Regions from separate parts of the Homo sapiens genome. Here region 2 is linked to region 1. A link is a contact called in ENCODE Hi-C data. All regions are on one chromosome and are shown on one strand. Each heading gives the region's core, a stretch centred on a gene start or an enhancer-like site at or near the end of the contact. The rest is flanking DNA. Distances are from core to core; before and after follow the strand shown.

Region 1 (4,686 bases), core at 714-3,213:
ATTGCCAGCCCTTTAGGCACGAGGAAGACACTGCCCTGAAGGCTTCAACTCCAGGCTCCCTGATGACCTTCTTTGGAACAGTGTTCCCAACCTGCTTGGCTACCACCCAGCCCAGTGGGTGGTGGGCCTCTCACCTGCCCGGAAGGCCAGCCCCACTGTGGCTGGGGCCTGTGGCCGTGCTGTTTGACTGGTGAAGCCACACTCGCCCAGTGTCTTGCCATCATCCAAGAGTTGGTCATCCTGAGGAGAGAAGCAGGATCTTGGGAGAGGCCCTACATGGGGCAAGTCCCAAAGACTTCTGACCAGCAACTACACGGGAAGTCAGAGGAGGGAAGAGAGAGTTCCCTCAGTGTGGCCCAGGACCACCACGCTGCTTGACAAATACACAGATTCCAGGGTTATATCCAAGAACTTCTAAATCAAAACCTCCCAGGGTGGGACTTTAGAATCCGGTTTTATCCAAATTCTCCAGGCAAATCTAATTTGAGGAGCCACTGAGCTATCTGGAGATAGGCAGACCTGGCTTTCAATCCCAGCTCTGTCACCCTGGACTAGGCATTTGAACATTTTTTTATTTTAGAGACAGGGTCTCGCTATGTTGCCCAGGCATGCAGTGGCACAGACCCAACATAAGCGCTATCATAGCCCCCTCCAGCTTGGAACTCCTGGGCTCAAGCAATTCTCCTGCCTCAGCCTTCAGAGTAGCTGGGACTACAGGACCATGCCACCACGGCTGGCTGGTAGTTGAGCCTTTTGATGCAAAGTTTCCTCATCTGTAAACTAGGAATTACCAGAATTCTCAATTCGTAGGGCCACCAGAGGGTTTCAATGAGCTAGGAAGAAACATAAAGCACTAAGTAGACATGTGGCACACGGGACATGCACAGGCACGGTCATTTAATATTTGCTAAGTCCCAGTAGTTATGAGTGAGGAAAGGCCTTTAGAGACCATGGGAGCTGAGGCTCTGAGCCTGGAGCTAAAAGTCAGTTTCCCAGTTTCCAGCTCTAGAATCTGAACAATGCACTTGGGCGACAACCTCACAATGTTGGGAGACGTAAATCAGAGGCTGATGCATCTGACTCCCCAATGCAGACCCCAAACCCCAAGCCATTCTGACTGAATAATCTCAGTTCGTTTGCAAGGGGAAAGGGGGGCTTCTAGGACATCAGCAGGAGGTCGGGAGGTAATAACAAACGGTTGCTTGGTGAAGAACGAGTGGGACCTGACTTTCTTTGCATTCACTGAGTTCCCCACCCTCCACCCGAAGGAGTGTCCGGGGGGACAGCGTGATTCCGATGGGCCTGCGAAGAAGGGTGGGGATTAAGGGGTCGTGGTTCGAACCCTGGCGCTGCCAATGACCTTTGGCTGGTTAAGCGACCAAGCCGAACCTCAATTTCGTCAACTGCACGGCGCGGGCGATACCGTTGCAGGGGTTGCATGCCACGGTGCCCTCGGCGCCCGGGGCCCGGCACGAGGTCTAAACATCGCCCCCGGACCGGAGATCCCCGCGGCGAGCGCAGCTCGCGCTTCACCCGCACAACGGATGTCCCAGTCCCGCGGCTCGGGCGCCCGCAGGCGTCGCCGGCCGCTACTGTTTACATCGCGGACAGCGTAGGCGTCAGCCCCGTGCCCGGCGCCGGGTACCCGCTCCCCTCGGCCCGCCCGCGGGACCCACCTTGTACAGCCGCTGCTCGTCAGGAGGCCGCTTGAGGATGCCCTCGACGATGCGCTTCAGTTCGAACACCGTGCTGGACTCCTTGGCGTCCGTGAAGATGGTGGTCTTGTGGCGCCGGATCATGAGGAACACGTCCTGGGGGCGGCGGGCCGGCGTGAGCACGAAGCCCGGGCCCCCCGCGCGGCCCAGCCGCCCCCCGCCGCCCCCGGCCCGGCCCGGCCGCCCCTCCCCCACGCCCGCTCACCATCGCGGCTGCTGCCTCTCCCCTCGACGCGCCGGCGCAGCCGCGCTCCGCCCCGTTCCCGGCAGCCCGCGCGTGGCCCAGCATGCCCCGCGCCGCGTCCCTTCCCCCGGCGCAGCCCCGCCCCGTGCCGCCCCGCAGCCGCCGCCATTTTAAGTGATCTGGAAGCGGGCGGTATCGAGGGGCGTGCGGCCGCCATCCCGACGGCGGGCATGGCCTTTGGAGGCGGTGGCGCCGTCTTGGGACTGGCAGAGGGGAGGTCCCCGTGTTGGTGCGGTCCGGCGGGCTCCAAGCTCGGGCACACCGAGCTCGGGGCCGTCTTGTCGCGGCGTAGTCGTGGCCGCCATCTTGGGCAGGCTCCGCATTTGGGGTCTTCTGGCCGCCGTGCTGGGGACAGTCACCCCCGCTCCCTGACCCGGGCTGGATGCGAGGACTGTCGCCGCTCAGAGGGGCTTATGACCTGTGAAGAGCCCTGGGGGCTGCTGTTGGGCTTAGGGATGGCCCGGGCGAACTCCTTGGGCTAGAAGAGGAGGCACGGGAGCGGTTGGCGACCGCTCTTCGCAGGAGGAGGGAAGGGGCAGCTCCTTGCCCCAGGAGCCCTGGGCGCCTGTCCGCCTTCCTGCTTGGCTGCATTTCGGCTCTGAAAAGGCCTAGAGACTTGATTCTCCTGGCTGGCCGCTCTTTCCACCAAGGCCCTGTTTCCTGAATGCTGGACACTATCCTGCATCGCCCCAAGTTACATTTACATGAGAGTGAGGGCCCCCCACTTGACCTCTCCCTTGCAGAGACACCCCAGGCTGGGTCGTGCTGGGCGGGTGTCGGAGGCGGCGTTGGAGAGATGAGCCAGAGGGTGGCCCTGGACGCCAAACCGCCCTGCAGTCCTCCGAGCTGCGCTTTGAGGGCTGTTGAGAGAGGGGTGGAAGGTGGAGGTGCGATTTTTGCCTCGGCATCTAGAGAGGCGAAGGAGCAGCCCTGGGCTCCGCTGCTGACTGTGGCCATGGGCCGTTAACCTCATCAAAGCCCAGTTTCCTCCTGTTGTAGATGGGAGAGGAACAGTTTTTGAACTGCGTAGAACCTCGGCAAGTCTTAGCGCTGCATTTGTGTTTTCTAAGCTGTAATTCTAGTTATTGCTACTTTTGACTTGTGGAATGTGGCTCCTCCCTGGGGAGTCCTCCAAAGTCCCTTCCCTCGTGTGACTTCCTTCACTGCGGTTCACTGCAGCCCCTACCCCCGCTCCCAGGGTCCTCAGCATCGCAGTCCCTGCAGAACCTGTCTCTTCTTCATGACGTGAGTCATGAGGCATTGGACAGGTAATTGCTGGGAAGAGCTCTTGGCCAGGCTAAAATTTCTTTCTCAGTCGCAGTGTCTGGCTGGGGGCGGTGGCTCACGCCTGTAATCCCAGCACTTTGGGAGGCTGAAGGGGGTGGATCACTTGAGCCCAGAAGTTCAAGACCAGCTTGGCCAACAAGGTGAAACCCTGTCTGTACTAAAAATACAAACAAAATTAGGTGGGCACGGTGGCGCACGCCTGTGGTCCCAGCTGCTCGAGAGGCTGAGCCAGGAGGATTGCTTGAACCCGGAGGCGCAGGTTGCAGTGCGCCGAGATCGCGCCACTGCACATCGCCTGGCGACAGAGTGAGACTCTGTCTCCAATTAATTAATCCCAGTGTCTTTACCTACATAGAACTGGCAACTTTAAATCCTGTGCTTCTGTGGAGGGAGAGCGAAGGAAGAGTGTGGACAGTGGGGGCCAGGAAGTTCTCAGGTAGCCCAGCAGGCCACGCAGAAGTCAAGGGGTGTGTAGGTACAGGAGGGGCCGTCTCCACAGGGAGACGCCTGGATCCATACTCCATCCAGGCTTCATCTGCAGAGACCAGGGGTGGACACCTCGTTTGTGGGGGCCGTCACAGCTGATGCCCCAGCTCAGGATGTCCACCAGAAACCAGGAGTCACCATCCTCTTAAGGGTGGTGCCTGTCCTCCAGAGAGCATATCACTGGGTTCAAACCCCAGCTCCTACCGGCAAAGCCCGGGGCCTCCACCTGGGTGTTCCCATCCATGAAGCGGGGATACACAGTGTGGAGCCCTTGGGAGGTTGGGGAGTGTGCCTGCCCTCACCGCGCATCAGCTCATAAATACAACAACAGTTGCCTTCACGTGCTGATGCTCAGTGAGCAGTGGCGCAGTTCCCCAGCTGGCGCAGTCAGTGGTGTCTGTCTGCTGTCAGAGGTCACCTGGACCCAGCACGAGTCCTTGCCCCTAGAGGGAGTCTCCACACACCCCACGACGCTGTCCTCCCTGTGGGATAACTACACGAGGAGATGGCAGGCCATCGTATCATTCAGTGCAGCGATACCTCCTGTGGTGGGAATGGGGTCAGGAGGGATTTTCCCGGAGCAGGGCCACTCGCTGGCCTAGCCTGGGGTCTCCACTTTTGGAAGTGTGGTCTTGTGGGGTCCAGGTTCTCCTTAAGGGCCTTTACAAGGAATGGGAGCGTCCAGTGGTGGAGAGGAGCTGGCTGGCTGCGCCTGCTACCCACACGGGAATGTCCTCCTGGGCTCCTCTCTTCAACTGGCCTTCACCTCTCCGCCTCACAGATTTCACTCGGAGAATCCGCCTTGCAGCCTGTCTTCTGCTCCCTCCCATCTACCTTTTGTTTTTTTTTGAGACGGAGTCTTACCCTGTCTCCCAGGCTGGAGTGCAATGGCGTGATCTTGGCTCACTGCAGCCTCTGCCTCCTGGATTCTCCTGCCTCAGCCTCCCGAGTATC
Region 2 (4,686 bases), core at 1,077-3,576, 360 kb after region 1:
GCCTGGGCAACAGAGTGAGACTCTGTCAAAAAAAGAGAATATTCCAATGAAAATAACAACAGACAATTCACAAAAGGATAAATAGAAATAATACTGGAAAAAAAGAAAACATATCCAGCTTCTCTAGAAATCAAGGAAATGGTAACTATATTCATGGAATTTCTCCCATTGGGCTGTTGCACAGAATGAGCGCAAGACGTAAAAGACTTAGCTCAATGCCTGGCATATAAACACTCTATACATGGTAACTATCATGATTTAAAAGTTTAATAGGATGGGTGCAGTGGTTCTCACCTGTAATCCCAGCACTTTGGAAAGCTGAGGCAGGCGGATCCCTTGAGGTCTGGAGTTCAAGACCAGCCTGGCTAACCTGGTGAAACCCCATCTCTACTAAAAATACAAAAATTAGCCTGGTGTGGTGGCGTGCACCTGTAATCCCAGCTACTAGGGAGGCTGAGATGGGAGGATCGCTTGAACCTGGGAGGTGGAGGTTGCAGTGAGCCATGAAATTGCACTACCGCACCAAAAAAAAAAAAAAAAAATTTAATTACTGTGGACCTTATGGGGACGCTACATCAAGCTGTTTCCCAATTGAATTGGAATGCCACAACAACGGCTGAACACTGTAAATGTCCAAATCTGGAGGAACAGAGGAAGGTAAACATTTGATTCTCAAGTGGAAGTTCAAAGCATTACATTCTTTCTGGAGGACAGTTTGGAAACATGTACACAAAGTAATCTGGCAATTCCATTTCTAGTTTTTCTCAGGGAAATGTTCAAGCAAATGAATAAAGGTGTACGTAGAAGCATATCTGCAAATACAGAAAGATGGAAAAAATCTAAATGTCCAAGGGTGGGGGACTTAAAATATGAAAATTCCGCCAGGCACGGTGGCTCACGTCTGTAATCTCAGCACTTTGGGAGGCCGAGGCGGGCAGATCACCTGAGGTCAGGAGTTCGAGACCAGCCTGACCAACACGGAGAAACCCCGTCTCTACTAAAAATACAAAATTAGCCGGGCGTGGTGACACATGCCTGTAATCCTAGCTACTCGGGAGGCTGAGGCAGAAGAATCGCTTGAATCCAGGAGGCGGAGGTTGCAGTGAGCCAAGATCGCGCCACTGCAGTCCAGCCTGGGTGACAGAGCGAGACTCTGTCTCAAAAAAAAAAAAAAAATATATATATATATATATATATATATATACACACATATATAATATATATTCACAGGCATATAACTGTCTGAACAGTAAAACTGTAAGAACACACTAAAACATGAATAGTACTTATTCCTGGATGGTCGTATTAGAAATGTTTTTTACCTTCATTCATTAAACAAATATTTACTAAGCATCTACCATGTGCCAGGCACAATTCTAGGTGCTTGTCATAGGGCATTAAAAAGTGTCTGCCCTCATGAACACTTATCGTTGAGTCGTGGGAAACACGTATATGTCAGGTAGTGATAAACATTAGGGAGAAAAGTTAACGCCGAGCACAGGTTGTTTACAGAGCTGGGGAAGGCCTCCTTGAGGGGGTGACATATGAGCAGAATGAGGGAGCAAGCCTTGTGGCTATCACGAGAAAGCTATCTTTATGGTTTTCCAATTAATTTTCTAAATTTTCTCTTCCAAGCATGCAACACCTACATAATTAAGACAAAACAAACCAAAAAAACTCTTTCCATTTATGAAAGAGATCTGGAGCCTGAAATCATCTCCGGGTCGAGGCGTGGAGAGAGTGGGAGAGGATCCGAGGGTATGGAAAGGACCCCGAGCCCCCCTGCTCTAGATCCCTCCGGGCCGTGGGACCCCTGACGCCCAGCAGCAACTCGTGGACAAAGCAGCTGGTGAGAGAACGCGGGACTCCGGCCAGGTCAGTGTCCCGCTTGCCGCGTCCTGCTAAGGCGACCCGAAGACAGAGGATCGCCGCAGGAGGCTCCGCGCCCCTTACCCGAGGGCACTTCCCAGCAAGCTCGACGCCTCTCCAGGGAATTGGGAGGAGCGGGACCCAAGAGGCTAGAAAAGAGTCTCCCCGGCCCGAGCTCCACGGCCCGCGGCCTTTCGGCCCTCACCTACTAGTTGGCAAAGAAAGACCGTGGCAGAAGGAAGAGGCCGCTCCAGCGCATCCCTTCGGGCGGAGCAGAAGCTCCACTTGTGGCTAGGCCATGTGCCCTCTCCGTTCCTCGGGCCAGCCTTGGCTTCCCCTTTTTGTCGCTCAAGGGCCAGGGTCGCAAGGAAATGTGAAAAAAAAGCGGAGACAAAAGAGAACGAGGTAAATCTAGATGCAGAGCCTCGCCTTTCCTCCCGGGTGCAGGTGTATGACGCGTATGGAGTTTCTGTCTTCTAATAGGCAGCCTGAGAATTCTTCCTGTTCATTGGCCATCGGTCATGGAGAAGGCGGGCTCAGTGGACGAACGGCTTTCTGGGAGCTGGGGAATGCTTGCGTAGCGTAGTTTCCCAGCGAGCCCCGCGAGGACTTCCGGCGCCGGGAGCTCGCGGCGGAAGTGGGATCTCCTGGGCCGTAGTGGGCGTTGTGTGTTTCGGGGGCGGGGGCGGGGGCGGGGGCCGGGGCGGGGACGGGGCCTCTGGCCGCCTGGCTCCAACATCAAGCACCGGGCTCCGAGTGGCCGGGATCAGCGCCCCGAGGCAGAGGCCGGAGGGCGCGCGCACTGCTAGGAAGTGCTGGTCCCCCGCGCCGCTCTGCCAGCTTGGTCCCCCGGCAGACGCCCCTGTACGATCGCCGCTCGCCCCGCGGGCGAGGCTGCGGTGGACAGCGCGGGGCTCCGGCTGGCTCGCCTTCCCGCCTGCCGTGTCCTGCTGAGCGACCCTGGTGAGTCCTGGCCCTCTTCGAGGAAAGTCTTCTTCGAAGTCACCAGAGGATGAGAATGGTGCGCGCACCTTTCAGGGGTCTTGTGAGGAGCAGAATAAATAAAGTGCTTAGGATGGACTAAAGAATTGGAAACAACCCGAATGCATCACTCGAGTATTGATTAAGAAACTAGAGCATATCCATACCGCGGAAGCTCATAGTGCCGCTAATGTCTGTGCAGTAAGGTCTCATTTATGTAGAAACACATCAAGCACCTTTTCTCCCCGCTATGGATGACTTTTTTAGTAAAAGCACAGGAAAAGGTCTGGGACGTCATTTGTCAGACTGTTAAGTCGGGGGGTACAATGGTATTGAGGAAGGGAGAGTTTTACAGATTTCTATATTGTTTGAATCTTCCCTTTTTTATTAAGATGGTTTGTATTTTTTTCATTTTCTTTTTACTTTTCTTTTCTTTCTTTTTTTTTTTTTTTTGAGATGGTCTCACTCTGTTGCCCAGGCTGGAGTACAGTGGTGCGATCATAGCTCATTGCAACCTCAAACTCCTGGACTCAAGCAATCTTTCCTCCTCAGCCTCCCCAGTAGCTGGGACTACAGGAGCCCCACCTGGCTTTTTTTGTTTTTTGGTACAGATGGCGTCTCACATTGTCTTCCCAAAGGGGTCTTGAACCCCTGGCCTCAAGCAATCATCCTGTGTCTGTCTCCCAAAATGCTGGGATTACAGGCATAAGCCACCAAGCCCGGCCAGTTTGTATTTTTATTGTTGAAACAAAAAATCGATTACTGAAAATTGCATAATACACTTTTCAGTAGAGAGTAACAATGTAAGGTATAAATGTGTCATACATTTATATGTACCTGTGGATAAATGGCTTTGGATGGTGTCTGTAAGCCCTTCTGTGACACCTCAGGGCCAGATGTGTTTTGGAATTCAGAGGTTTTCAAATTTGAGAAAGATAATATAGTGCACAGACGATATATCAAGCACATCTCCAGAGGGATCTGGGGCAACACTAAATAATGAAACATATCAGTTAAAATTTTTTAATTAGGCCGGGCGCAGTGGCTCACGCCTGTAATCCCAGCACTTTAGGAGGCCGAGGCGGGTGGATCACAAGGTCAGGAGTTTGAGACCATCCTGGCCAACATGGTGAAACCTCGTCTCTACTAAAAATACAAAAAATTAGCTGGACGTGGTAGCTGGTGCCTGTAGTCCCAGCTACTTGGGAGGCTGAAGCAGGAGAATCGCTTGAACCTGGCAGGCAGAGGTTGCAGTGAACTGAGATTGCGCCACTGCACTCCAGCCTGGGCGACAGAGTGAGACTCTCTCTCAGTAAAAAAAAAAAAAAAAGATATTTAATTGATGTATAATGTGCAATACAGAAAAACACACGAGTGGGTATAGCTCAATGAAATTTTATAAACTGAAGATATATGTTATTAATATTTCCACCATAATTTTGAACATTTACATTTAGTGGAATAAATTGAGATTATAAATATGCTTATATCAGGTCAGGTGGTGCTGCCAAATGAATGACATTGGGTTTTGCTGTCAAAGAGTTATGAAACACCCGGGTTTTGGATTTCTGGCTTTGGGATGAGAGCTTGTGGGCCTGTGTTAATAGGAGAGACAGTCACATGAGCAAGGCATTACAGTAAAGCCTAGAAAAGGCTTCAGGGCCATGAAAGGATGGGGACTGGATGGCTCTTCAGCCTGGGGTTTGCTCGTGTATTCCACATCCTTCCTCCTCAGTCCTGCCATTTTGCTCTTTCCCCAGGAGTACACATCCAGATGCCAGCCCAGCTACCACAGGGGATCCCTCTGGGAGACTGAAAGTACAGGTTCTGGGGCCC

The links. A loop is a pair of places that touch in the nucleus more often than their neighbours do. Pooled maps may share reads with other maps.
Region 2: a map of naive thymus-derived CD4-positive, alpha-beta T cell shows a loop between it and region 1 (7-fold over the local background). The contact joins the promoter of ZNF213-AS1 here to the promoter of ELOB in region 1. A Hi-C loop is called at or near these places in 1 of 168 maps with a recorded cell type or tissue (naive thymus-derived CD4-positive, alpha-beta T cell) and 6 of 50 pooled maps.

Annotation. Positions count from the first base shown.
Region 1 is chr16:2,775,317-2,780,002 of GRCh38, forward strand. It overlaps ELOB (elongin B), which reads right to left and starts at 1,964. Exons shown (of 4, transcript NM_007108.4): 1 at 1,921-1,964; 2 at 1,677-1,811; 3 at 135-240. The coding sequence starts at 1,923. RefSeq lists a silencer at 1,955-2,084 and enhancers at 2,155-2,294, 2,942-3,876, 3,877-4,686.
Region 2 is chr16:3,132,556-3,137,241 of GRCh38, forward strand. ZNF213-AS1 (ZNF213 antisense RNA 1) reads right to left here and starts at 2,327. Exons shown (of 6, transcript NR_110900.1): 1 at 2,075-2,327; 2 at 295-387. It overlaps ZNF213 (zinc finger protein 213), which reads left to right and starts at 2,474. Exons shown (of 6, transcript NM_004220.3): 1 at 2,474-2,832; 2 at 4,611-4,686. RefSeq lists enhancers at 2,055-2,224, 2,235-2,424 and a silencer at 2,535-2,764.